Linked DNA regions of Homo sapiens: regions 1 and 2 are each linked to region 3. A link is an interaction called in ENCODE POLR2A ChIA-PET data of the cell type or tissue named here. Cell type or tissue: MCF 10A. All regions are shown on one strand. Region 1 overlaps RETREG1 (reticulophagy regulator 1). Region 2 overlaps RETREG1 (reticulophagy regulator 1). Region 3 overlaps RETREG1 (reticulophagy regulator 1).

What was found. Peaks named below come from ENCODE experiments on the same cell type or tissue, not always from the same donor. Only the 100,000 strongest peaks of a DNase experiment are listed, where the experiment ranks them.
Region 1: POLR2A ChIA-PET joins it to region 3 with 5 read pairs; 1 of 35 experiments calls an interaction of 5 or more read pairs at or near these places.
Region 2: POLR2A ChIA-PET joins it to region 3 with 5 read pairs; 1 of 35 experiments calls an interaction of 5 or more read pairs at or near these places.

Annotation. Positions count from the first base shown.
Region 1 is chr5:16,573,621-16,577,620 of GRCh38, reverse strand. The region is part of intron 1 of RETREG1 (reticulophagy regulator 1); the gene reads left to right. Among named protein-coding and RNA genes, the nearest start is that of RETREG1-AS1, 40 kb to the left of the region's middle. RefSeq lists an enhancer at 1,934-2,498. In MCF 10A, no CTCF peak of the experiment used is centred here; DNase peaks (open chromatin) are centred at 2,000 and 2,330.
Region 2 is chr5:16,566,622-16,570,621 of GRCh38, reverse strand. All of the region lies in intron 2 of RETREG1 (reticulophagy regulator 1), which reads left to right. Among named protein-coding and RNA genes, the nearest start is that of RETREG1-AS1, 47 kb to the left of the region's middle. In MCF 10A, no CTCF peak of the experiment used is centred here; DNase peaks (open chromatin) are centred at 291 and 1,501.
Region 3 is chr5:16,491,629-16,495,628 of GRCh38, reverse strand. All of the region lies in intron 3 of RETREG1 (reticulophagy regulator 1), which reads left to right. Among named protein-coding and RNA genes, the nearest start is that of ZNF622, 28 kb to the right of the region's middle. In MCF 10A, no CTCF peak of the experiment used is centred here; DNase peaks (open chromatin) are centred at 2,188 and 3,078.

The DNA of each region.
Region 1 (4,000 bases), 82 kb before region 3:
GAACTGCTTCACTATCTTGAAAAAACCGGTAAAATAAAGGGAAGAACTCAAGAACTGATGCTGCCTTTCCGACGAGCTCCACCTCTCAGTGTAATTGGACATTGATGAGGGGAAGTTTCTCGTTATAACTGTGATCCAGCTATTACTCGAAGCAGGAGTGAAGGGCCGTCACCCCTTGTAGCCTCTGAGGAATCAGCCACTAGACAGGGATTGTCTGTGGCTGCCAATAGTGCAAGTGTAGCCACCAAGACATCCAGACAGTCTGCGTGTCTCTTGATGGAAACAGGCACTACCACCTATCTTTGGGTTTTAGAGGGAAAAAAAAAAAAAACAAACCTAAGTCTTATCAAGCCTCTAGATCCACGTGCCAACTTATAGGCTACACAAAAGATCAAGGAAAATGTTAAACCAAATCACAAGGATACAACAAACGATTCCCAGAAGCTGGAAAACTTTATTGGAGAAATGAACCTGACAGCAAGGGACCTATAAGGGTCCAGGACACTTAAAATCCACATCTGCCAATTTCAGCAGATGACTTTCTCAGATCCTGTTTCAGTCTGTGTGTGTGTGTGTGTGTGTGCGTGCACACAAAAATGAGTGGGGAAATATGAACCTTGATGGGATATTCGATGACATTAAGAATTAAAGTAATTTTTTAGATGTGATGGTGGTATTGTTATTTGGTTAAAAATATCTTGTTTTTGGCCAGGCGCGGTGGCTCCTGCCTATAATCCCAGGACTTTGGGAGGTGGAGGCGGGGGGATCACAAGGTTAAGAGATCGAGACCATCCTGGCCAACATGGTGAAACCCCATCTCTACTAAAGATACAAACATTGGCCGGGCGCGGTGGCTCGTGCCTGTAATCCTAGCACTTCGGGAGGCCGAGGCAGGTGGATCACCTGAGGTCAGGAGTTCGAGACCAGCCTCAACATGGAGAGACCCCGTCTCTACTAAAAATACAAAATTAGCCGGGCGTGTTGGTACATGCCTGTAATCCCAGCTACTCGGGAGGCTGAGGCAGGGGAATTGCTTGAACCTGGGAGGCGGAGGTTGCGGTGAGCCGAGATCGTGCCATTGCACTCCAGCCTGGGCAACAAGAGCGAAACTCCGTCTCAAAAAATAAAAAAATAAATAAATAAAAAATAAAGATACAAAAACTAGCTGGGCATGGTGGCGTGCACCTGTAGTCTCAGCTACTCAGGAGGCTGAGGCAGGAGAATTGCTTGAACCCAGGAGGTGGAGGTTGCACTGAGCCAAGATTGCGCCACTGCCCTCCAGCCTGGCGACAGAGCAAGACTCCATCTCAAAAAAAAAAAAAAAAAGAAAAAGAAAAAATCTTGTTTTTGAAGATAAATGGCAGTATTTGCAGATTAAATTACATGATGTTTGGGATTTGCTTCAAATAATTTCGGGGGAAGGATGAGCTTAGTGGGTGGGAATATGGAAGAAACAAGATTACCCATGAATGGAGAATTGTTGAAACCGGGTTTATTACACTCTGGCCTCTCTTTTTGTGTACGTTTGAAGTTTACCAAAACAAAAACTTTTTAAAAATTCCTTCATCTAATAACACAAACCCTCCCAAATATTAGGTACTACTTGAAAAATGAATAAACTAAAGAATAAACTCATGTTTGTAAGATTTTAAATTTCCAATCACAAGTCTAAATTACTCAGCTACATATTTTGAAGTGGAGCCCTGAGACAAATCATCTTAAACATTATAAATAATTAAAGTACCAAAAGTGCTCAGATTTTTCTAAATACAGATTATTCTCTTAGGGTTTCGTTTCTCAAACATGTTTATATGACACTAACCCACCAAAGAATCAAATATGTAGTCCCATACAGTTTGGCATTACCTTGCTAAGCAATTGCTGGGCTTGTCTTCTCAGTGGACCGAGGATTCTCGATGACCAACAAGACCTTGGCCAATATGCCAACTGGGCCCTTGCCCAGGACAGAATAGACAGACATCCCGAGTGCTCTTTGGAGTTGCTGTGGCAATGCCTTCCAAATGAAGTCTGGCAGCCAGGCCTGTGGGTTGCAGTCCTGGCATTACCTAATTTTCTTTTTTATTATTCTTGGAAGTTTGTAACTTCCACTAAGAGAATAACTAATGGCCTTTGTGCTTTGGTTGGTTTTGCATTTCATTGGTTTTGAAAAGATGCTTAAATGGCTTCCTGGCCAGCTCCAAAGACTTTTAAACTTGAGGGAGCTTTCTGTCTGTGCTAGGGCTTTGCCTGACCCTGCAAAGAAAGCCATTCTAAGGAAGCATGCTGTTCGAACATTTGCAGGTTCTGTCTCATGCCATGTGAGCCGAGCTGCGCATTACAGCTCATTAGTGGGCCCTGAGTCAGGCGAGTGATTCACAGTCAGCATTTAAACGCGTAATAGAATTGAATGGAAAAAGTTGAACTGCATTATGAATTGTAAGGAAAATATTTTTCAAAACTTGTTTTTCATTTATATGTATGTAAATATAAATGAGTTTCTTATTGTGGGTCACTATGAAATCTGCCACTTCAACGTGAGGTCGGGAAAACTGGGAGCACCCAGCACATGAACAAGAGCAAGAATGAATCCTGAATTGAGAGTGAGGAGGCTGGCCCCAAACCAAGCAAACACCAGAATGCAACCTTGCTTAAAACAAACAAGAGCTACAAAAATAGAGCAAGTGGTGGCTCCTTAGGGGAGGGACAAATTTAGTGGAGGAACAAATGATTGTTGCTAAAGACATGGACTGCGGCATTTTATTCTGTAACTTGTGTCTTTTATGTCTGTTCCATCTTTCTATGCTCCTAATTCACCACTCCCTTTTGGTAGCACAGTGCTTGGTGCAATTAGGCAATCAATAAATATTTATTAGATGCAAATACTAGTAATCAAACCACCTGTTTCAGGGGGCCTGGGAGGAGGAGCCTGGGGCCTGGGAATCTACATTTTAACAAGTTTTCCAGGCAGCCAACCTGGCAGCAGTTGCAGACTGTTATTTAAGAAACACTGACCTAGTCCACCTGCTCATTTTGCTGGCCCAGGCCATACAAACAGCATTTGAACCAGTGAGAGCTTGGGTTGGCCACCTTCTGGTGGAGGGCTCTACCCACCACGTCACCCAGCATCTCATGTTGATCTGCTTTTCACCAAACATACTGCATGACCTTCTAGTAGGTGGTCTGGACTCCATGCTTCCTCCCTACCCCGTCACATCCTTCCTGTTGCCCTCAGACATTTCCCTAAATCACCCATCATTTCACTTCCCTGCTCTATACCTTTGACTTTCTCTCTATTGTTTGTAGCATAAGACTTACTGCGCATTCTGCTTGACACAGTCTTCCCTGATCCTATCTCCCCAATCTTGTCTCTCTGCCAGTCTCTGAACCCTCTTCTTTTGCTTTCTCTTCCTGCTGAGGCACCCCAGATTACTTGATGTGCCACAGGTACCTCACCCTTTCCTGAGTCTGATCTTTGGTTCATGTTGTATTCTCTAATTGGAGGAGCCTCTATTTTCATCTGAGTTGCATCCACCTCCCCAGACCCAGTTAAGTGCCGCTTCTATAAAAACTTCCCAGCCGGGCGTTGTGGCTTGTGCCTGTAATCCCAGCACTTTGGGAGGCCAAGGCCGGCGGATCACCTGAAGTCAGGAGTTTGAGACCAGCCTGGCCAACACGGTGAAACCCTGTCTGTACTAAAAATACAAATAAATTAGCTGGGCGTGGTGGCAGACACCTATATTTCCAGCTACTTGGGCGGCTGAGGCAGGAGAATTGCTTGAACCTGAGAGGAGAAGGTTGCAGTGAGCCAAGATCGTGCCACTGCACTCCAGCCTGGGTGGCAAGAGTGAAACTCCATCTCAAAAAAAAAAAAAAAAAAACAAAAAACAAACAAACCCAAAAAACCAATTAAAAAAAAAAAACCATTCCCTGCTTTGGAGCGAATCCATCCTCCCTCTCCCTGTGCCTCTCCTTGTTCTCTGCACATTTCTGTGACAACACC
Region 2 (4,000 bases), 75 kb before region 3:
GTAATATGTTCACCCTCTACAGGAACTCCCTCAGGGAAATCTCAGGACATAAAGCCACTCATACATTTTATCTGCAACCATTTTATCTTGGTGTAGAGTAAGCTAAACATGGACCCAGGAAGCAAGCTGAGCATCTGAGTGTTTTCAGTGTTTCCTCAAATTTGGCCCTAGTCTGGGCACAAGTTATAAGGAATAGACATGTGTGGAAGGCCAAAGGCAAAGCTGAAAGACTTTGCAACTGTCTTTTTCTCACTCCTGGCCCCTCACACACAGATCGTTTCCGCTGTTGACTCATGGGCTTGATATTCATGCAGATGTGGAAATTTCATACTCACAAATTGCAGGAAACCTTTACATTGCAAGAATTCAGTCCTTTAAAAAAATTAAGGTAGTAGAATAGAAAGAATGCCAGCCTAAAGGGCCTCATTTTTGAGCTAGTTCATTCCATTTCCTACCTGTGGAGAAGCCCCATGATAGACTGCATTTGTTTCTGTGGCTGTTGTAATAAATGACCACAAACCTGGTGTTTCAAAACAGCAGAAACATCTTCTCTTAAAGTTCTGAAGGACAGTAGTCCGAAGTCAGTGTCACTGGGCCCAAATCAAAGCGTTGGCAGGGCTGCATTCCCTCTGGAGTCTCTAAGGAAGGATCCATTCCTTGCCTCTTGCAGCTCCTGGGAGTTGCGGGCATTCCATGGCTTGCAGCCGCATCACTGCAATCTGTTTTCATGCTCACCTGACCTTCTCTTCTGTCTATGTCAAACTTCTCCATCTTCCTCTTGTAAGTACACTTACGATTGCATTTGGGGCCTACCTAGATAATCCAGTGTGATTTTCTCATCTCACATTTCTTAACCTAATCACCTCAGCAGAGACCCTTTTTCCACTTGAAGTGACAATCATGGATTCCAGGGATTGTGACTTGGTATCTTTGTGAGCTATGAGTCAGCCTCCTATACCATCTGAACCTCTCTGTCCTGTGAAATGGCAGAAAACATCCTCATACCACAGGGCTTTATAAGAGGTCAATAAAAGCGTCAAATAGAAGGGCCTTCAGCACAGTAGCTGTCTACTTCGCCCAGCTGACATGTCATCAGGGCCACATGGGGTTTGTGTGTTCCTGGGTCAGTCCGTGTTGAGCCCCTTTCTGTGCTGAGGCCCAACCTGGGTGCTGGGCTCCCTGTGGGGAACCAGACCTCTGTCGAGGCAGAGCCTCCCTGCAATCCTGTAGATCAGGCCGTTGTCCAAGGACAGGCTTTCAGTCTTCACCGGATGACAGTGCTCTGAGTGTAGCATTTCTACTGCATGAAAAATTAAAAAAAAAAAAAAAAAAAAGAAAGAAATGGGAATGATTACTCTGTCTTCCTAGAGCTCTGTTTTCTGTGCTGAAGAAACTCTGGTGCCAGCTTCATCCTCCTTCAGTAGAGTCTCTTAGGACAAAGGCCCATTGGGGAGCCCTGTGAATAGTTGGCAGCAGTCCCATCTCGCAGGCCTCCTAGCGCAGGGTGCTGCTGCTGCGATGAATCAGTCTCTGCAGGGCACAGTTTGGCTTCACGTTAGATCCAGATGCAGTTACGGTAACTCCATGGCGTCAATCAGAACTGCCAGCTGCTCTTGTTAGATGCCCCGGCTTATAGCAACGACAATGACAATGAAAGGACGACCAAGTCAGCAGTCTCCTCTCCTTCCCTCTCTTCCAGCTTCTCTGCTTCCCACGTTTTCTCGCTAAAAATATGAAACTTTTATTGTTGAGAGTTTAATTGTATCCTTCCCCCAGTTATTATTTTTGTTTTATTCTCTTAGAAAATTTTTAAGTGTACAGTATTGTTTCCCGTGCATGTTGTTGTATAGCAGATCCCTAGAGCGTTTTCATCTTTGATGACTGCAACTCTGTTCCCATTGAACAGCCAAGTCCCCCTTTCCCCTGTTCCCCCTTCCTCCAGCCCCTGGCAACTACCATTCTACTTTCTGCTTCTATGACTTTGACGACTCCCAGTTACAATCTTTGATACCATCTTAGGTGCTTAATATGAAATAGATGGATGAGGCCGGGTGCAGTGGCTCATGCCTCCGCATGACCTCAGCACTTTGGAAGGCCGAGGCAGGTGGATCACTTGAGGTCAGGAGTTTGAGACCAGCCTGGTCAACATGGTGAAACCCTGTCTCTACTAAAAATACAAAAAATTAGCCGGGCGTGGTGGTGGGCACCTGTAATCCCAGCTACTGAAGAGGCTGAGGCAGGAGAATCACTTGAACCCAGGAGGCAGAGGTTGCAGTGAGCTGAGATCACGTCATTGCACTCCAGCCTCGGTGACAGAGTGAGACTCCATCTCAAAAAAAAAAAAAAAGTCAGTGATATCATCTTGTGAGTGAATGTTTGTGAAACCTGTGGGAGCCCATGTCTATTTTGTATTGCCTGTGAACATCCTCTCGCTGGGATGGATTTCTCTCTCTCCCTCTCTTTGTCATTGTTATGTACCTTGAGTGTGTGCTTCCCTGCGTTAATGCCTTTGTCTGAACTCTGGGGAACTCTTCTATGGCCTGGAAAACTCCTCCTGCATCCTGAAACTTTTCCATGACTAGCTTCATTCTCTCTCATTGAGATAGAACCAGTCATATCTGCCCCCCGCTTTCTTTTCTGTTTGTTTGTTTGTTTATTTTTAGAATTGGGGTCTCACTGTGTTGCCCAGGCTGGAGTGCAGTGGTGTGATCATAGCTCACTGCAGCCTCGAGCTCCTGGGTCAAGTGATCCTCCTACCTCAGACTCCTGAGTGGCTAGGACTACAGGTGCATGCCACCACACTTGGCTAATTTTCTTTTTTAATTTTTGTAGAGATGGGGTCTTGCTGTGTTACCCAGGCTGGTTTTAAACTCCTGGCCTCAAGTGATCCCCCCGTTTTGGCCTCCCAAAGCACTGGAATTACAGGTGTGAGTCAGCGTGCCTGCCCCCCAGCTCTCTTGAAGATCTTCTCTAGCTACTGCCCTGTGCTGTGGGAGGAGGGCTCAGTGGGTGGCTCTGAGGCTCCCCCAGCCACCTGTGGAGCATCTGTAACCACTGCTGCTTTATACTTTCCTTCCTGTGAAATCTACACTGTCCATTGATGCCTGGCCTCAGCACCCTGGTTGCCATCAACTGTGGTCTCAGTAGGGATTGTGGCCCATGAACTGCAGTCCTTCGTGCACTCACCATTCTCTGTCATTCCAACTTGTACTCTGATAGCTTGTCAGATGGCCTGGATTTGGTTGCCTATCAGGTAGCCTCATCTTTGACCTTGGCCTTTGGAAGCACAGTGTCTCCAAGACCTGCAGAGTCTGCGAGTTAGTTCTCAGTGCACCCTGTCTCCACTCCTCCCTGGCCTTTCATGCCTGTTGAACCAGCTCTTTGACTCTTGGATGGACTCTTTCCCTGCTAAGTCTCTTGCCACTTGTACTGTTCTTCAGCCCTGCCTTTAGACTGACTTCCTCCCTCTACTCAGCTCCTACCTGGTCCATGCTCAATGACTACAGAGATGCTGTCCTTACCATTCTAAAGGTCCTTGTTTCCTTATCCATCAGCTATACTCATTTCTTTACTTTTTAATAATAAAACAAACAAGCCAATGCCCATCCTATACCATCATCTACTTTCTCCACTCTTGGCTCCAGGATTGTTAGAGAATTGTCAAATGACAAGCTGAGCTGATGCTTTCCAACTTTCCAACTTTAGTTGAAACCTTATTATTGCTCACAGTCCCCTGCATTCTTTTGAGTTCTCCATTTGTTTTTATATGCCACCTTCCTCCAACAAGTTTGAAGAAGCTTATTTGGAACATAAGCACAAAACTGTTCAAAAGAGGTCTAGAAGAGGAGCAAGAGTCTAACCTGGTAACCACTGATTGATCAACAGATTTATCCACATGCATATTGGCAGCCAAGGCAAAAAGGAAAACCACATCAATTGCACAATTCTAATTATTTGAAAAAAATGAAGCAAGCAATTTTGAGACACTTATTTCTGGAAG
Region 3 (4,000 bases):
GGGGTTAACACCACATGGAAGCCACCAAGGCTTATGGCTTGCACCCTCTGAAGCAGCAGCCCGAGCTGTACCTTGGCCTCTTTGAGCCATAGCTGGAGCTGGAGTGACTGGGACATAGGGAGCAGTGTCCCAAGGCTGTTCAGGGAAGAGGTGGCCTGGGCCTGGCTCACAAAAACCATTATGTCATCCTAGGCCTCTGGGCCTGTGATGGGAGGGGTTGCTAGATGGTCTCTGAAATGCCTTTGACAATGGGGCTTTTCATTGACTTGGCTATTTGCACTTGGCTCCTTTTTACTTATGCAAATATCTGCAACCTGCTTGAATTCCTCCCCTAAAAATGGGCTTTTCTTTTCTACCACATGGCCAGGCTGCAAATTTTTCAAACTTTTATGGTCTGTTTTCCTTTTAAATGTAAGTTCAAGTTTCACATCATTTCTTTGCTCACACATATAAGCATAGGTTTTTAGAAGCAGCCAGGCTACATCTTGAACACCTTGCTGCTTAGAAATTTCTTCCACCAGATACCTAAATCATCACTCTTTAAGTTCAGAGTTTCACAGGGCAGGGGCACAATGCAGCCAGTTGCCTTGCTTAAGACATAGTAAAAGTGACCTTTGCTCCAGTTCCCAATAAGATACTCATTTCCTTCTGAGACCTCATCAGCCTAGTCTTCATTTTCCATATTACTACCAGCATTTTGGTCACCACCATTCAAGTCTCTAGGATGTTCCAAATTTTCCTTCATCCATCTGTCTTCTTTTGAGCTCTCCAAACTCTTCCAACTTCTGCCTATTACCCAGTCTCAAAGCTGCTTCCACATTTTTATTTATCTTTACAGCAATGCCCCCACTCTTCAGTACCAATTTTCTCTATTAGTCTGTTCTTGCACTGCTATAAAGAAATACCAGAGACTGGGTAATCTATAAGGAAAAGAGTTTTAATTGGCTCATGGTTCTGCAGGCTCTACAGGAAGCAAAGTGGCTTCTGCTTCCGGGGAGGCCTAAGGAAGCTGCCAATCATGGCAGAAGGCAAAGAAGAAGCAAGGCACATCTTACATGGCCAGAGCAGGAGTAAGAGAGAGCAGGGGGGCGGTGCCACACGTTCTTTAAACAACCATATCTCTTGAGAACTCACTCACCATCATGAGCACAGCACCAAGGGGATGGTGCTAAACCATTCATGAGAGTCTGCCCCCGATTCAACCACCTCCCATCAGGCCCCACCTCCAACACTTGGGACTACAATTTGACATGAGATTTGGTGGGGACACAGATTCAAACCATGTCATTAACTTTCTACCATTTTTTTTGTGTCATCTATAATCCCAGGTTCATACCCATACCCATCTTCCCTGCATACTGTTGTTGAATATTATATTTATTAATTTACCATTAATACATGTACTATTTACATAATAGCTTATTCTCAAAATCTGCTATTGAGGGAGACTGAGGGCAAGTTTAGCAAGCATTGTCATTTTTTTCTGTGACTGATAAGGGTCTGATTCTCTTAGTAAGAGTGTATTCCTTTAAAAGCCTCTGATTATTTATGTGAACATAAATGAGAGATACACTCTTTAAAGGACTAAGTTGGGAATATGACCTAATTAAACAGCCTAGCATCTTGACTGAATATCTTAATGTGCGATAGTCACTCCAAGTTTGCCATCTTCCAGGTTATTGCTTTTTATTACAAAGGCTGATTCTACAAACAAAAATAATTTGAATTGGCCTTCATAATAAAAGCACTTTGGAGAAACTTGAGAATTCAGTGTTTGAGTTGTATATACCTGGTGCTCAGGACCAGTGTGGTGGGTACCATCTCTAAAAAGCAAAATTAGGAACAATATTGTTAATGACTTTTTTTTTTGTGCTGTAGGAAACATATTTTTTAGTATCCTCACAGGTTTCATATAAGTAGGCCAAATGTTGCAATGCAGGGAAGGGACATTTACTTTTGACTCCAACTACAGTAAACCCTGGGTTGAAATTCATCAGAAATTGTGGATCTTCAGTGGAATGCAAGAAAAGACTTATATCTAAATGAGCCAGCCTGCTTCACAATAACAGTTTTGTTTTCCTTGAGGAGTGTTTCTTGACTATCTGATATTATCTGTCCTTCAGGGATAAAGTAGAAATATTTTCTGCCCTCAGGGACAGTGATTGAAGCAAATCTTGGCATTCACAAATGAAAGGGTGTTGAATCTCCTGCAGGTCTCAAGTAGGTGCTTGTCCTATGCTAGTAATGGAATTTGCATTACTCATGCCCTGGGCTTATGAAAGTCTAGTTATTAAAATGTTAAAATTAAAAACGCTGAAAAATGACTTATACTTGGCATCTTGTTCATAGAAACTTGAAACTGTAATAAATACTATGATGGGTAGTTGAGTGTCAGCCTCCCAAATGATCTAGGTGGATTGGATAATTGATGATCACCTGGAGAAGTAGCAGTGCTCAGTTTGAGATAGGAGGTGGAAAGGGTCAATCGCAAAAGTAAGTAGCTGATCTCTGAGTCGTTTTAAACTTGATATAAAAAAAGGGAGAGCCCCAAATAGAACACTAAGTTGCTCTGAGGAAGATGGGGCTCTCCGGGCAGAAAGCTTCTCCAGGCAGAAAAAGCCAGCACTCACTGGCGCCTTCTGGTCCCTGGCCTTGGGAGGAGTCGCTCACGTGGCTAATTGGCCTGAGAAAGTGAACGCTTCAAGTTGAGTGCGATGTAATTTCTTAATCTTGTGTTTACTCTTTTTAATCCTCTAGTTGACAAATCTTATTTGCGTTGTCATGGTTCTAATTCAGTGAGTGCTCATGCAGAGAAATATATCTGTTTTTATTTTGTTTCTCTGCCTACATACAGTCATATGCAAGCACCTACACACAGAGGAACATAATAAGTATCCACAGGATTAAAAAAAATTCTAACACATTACACTAAGAAATGTTAAAATCTGTAACCAGATACTGACTGACCTTTCTAAGAAAAATTCGACAGGAATTAGCATCAACAGATGTCCACTACCAGTAGAGAGCATGAGACCCTTAGTCACTAGCTGAGAATGAAAGGTCTCCAAGCCAAAGCATATTTATAGGTGTGATGGTTGCAGCAGCTGTTTGTCATGGTTGCCAGGTGACGAGTTATAACAAATCCTTTTTTTTTTTTTTTAAGTTTGTCAATATGGAATGGTGACTTAGCAAACTTTCTGAAAAATATTGTTTGGCTTCAACTTCCATTTCTTATAAATTGAAAATAAAATAATGAGTAGTGTGAAATAATGTATACTTTCTGGAGGTATTATAACAGAAATCAAAACATCTTTGGAAATGATTATTGCACTATAAATTCATAAGGATGTGAAAAAGTTAAAACCTAACAAGAATGGTGTGTGTGTGTGTGTGTGTGTGAGAGAGAGAGAGAGAGAGAGAGAGAGAGAGGACAACACTGTCTGAAAATGTTCTCCAGCGGGGTGCAGTTGCCCTACAAAAACTTGAAAAGCAAAACCAAAAAGGGAGTCATTTTTCTCTGATATTTCATGTGAAGGTTGGATATTCGTCAGGGCCCAGTTCTGTTCTCTACTGGTATCACAAATGCTGGTGGGCCATGTGGGAACAGTGCCCGCAGGAGATACTCATGGATCCAGGGATCCCCAAGTCACACATTAAGGCTCAAGTTTTGCCCGCAGAAATCTCATATGAAATACCGATTTTCAGTTCCAGAAAGTCTTGGAATATATGAAGCATCTTTCTTTCTTTCTTCCTTTCTTTCCTTTCTTTCGTAGAGACAGGGTCTTGCCATGTTGTCTAGGCTGGTCATGAACTCTGGGGATCAAGGGATACTCCCGCCTTTGTCTCCCAAAGTGCTGGGATTACAGGTGTGAGCCACTGTGCCTGGCCCGTATTTCCTAATTAGCTAATTTTGAAGGCATTTTAACTGCCCATTTGCAAGAAAGAACAAAACAAAACTCTTCCCTATAGATGACAGTTGTTTTCTAGATTTTTAATAGGA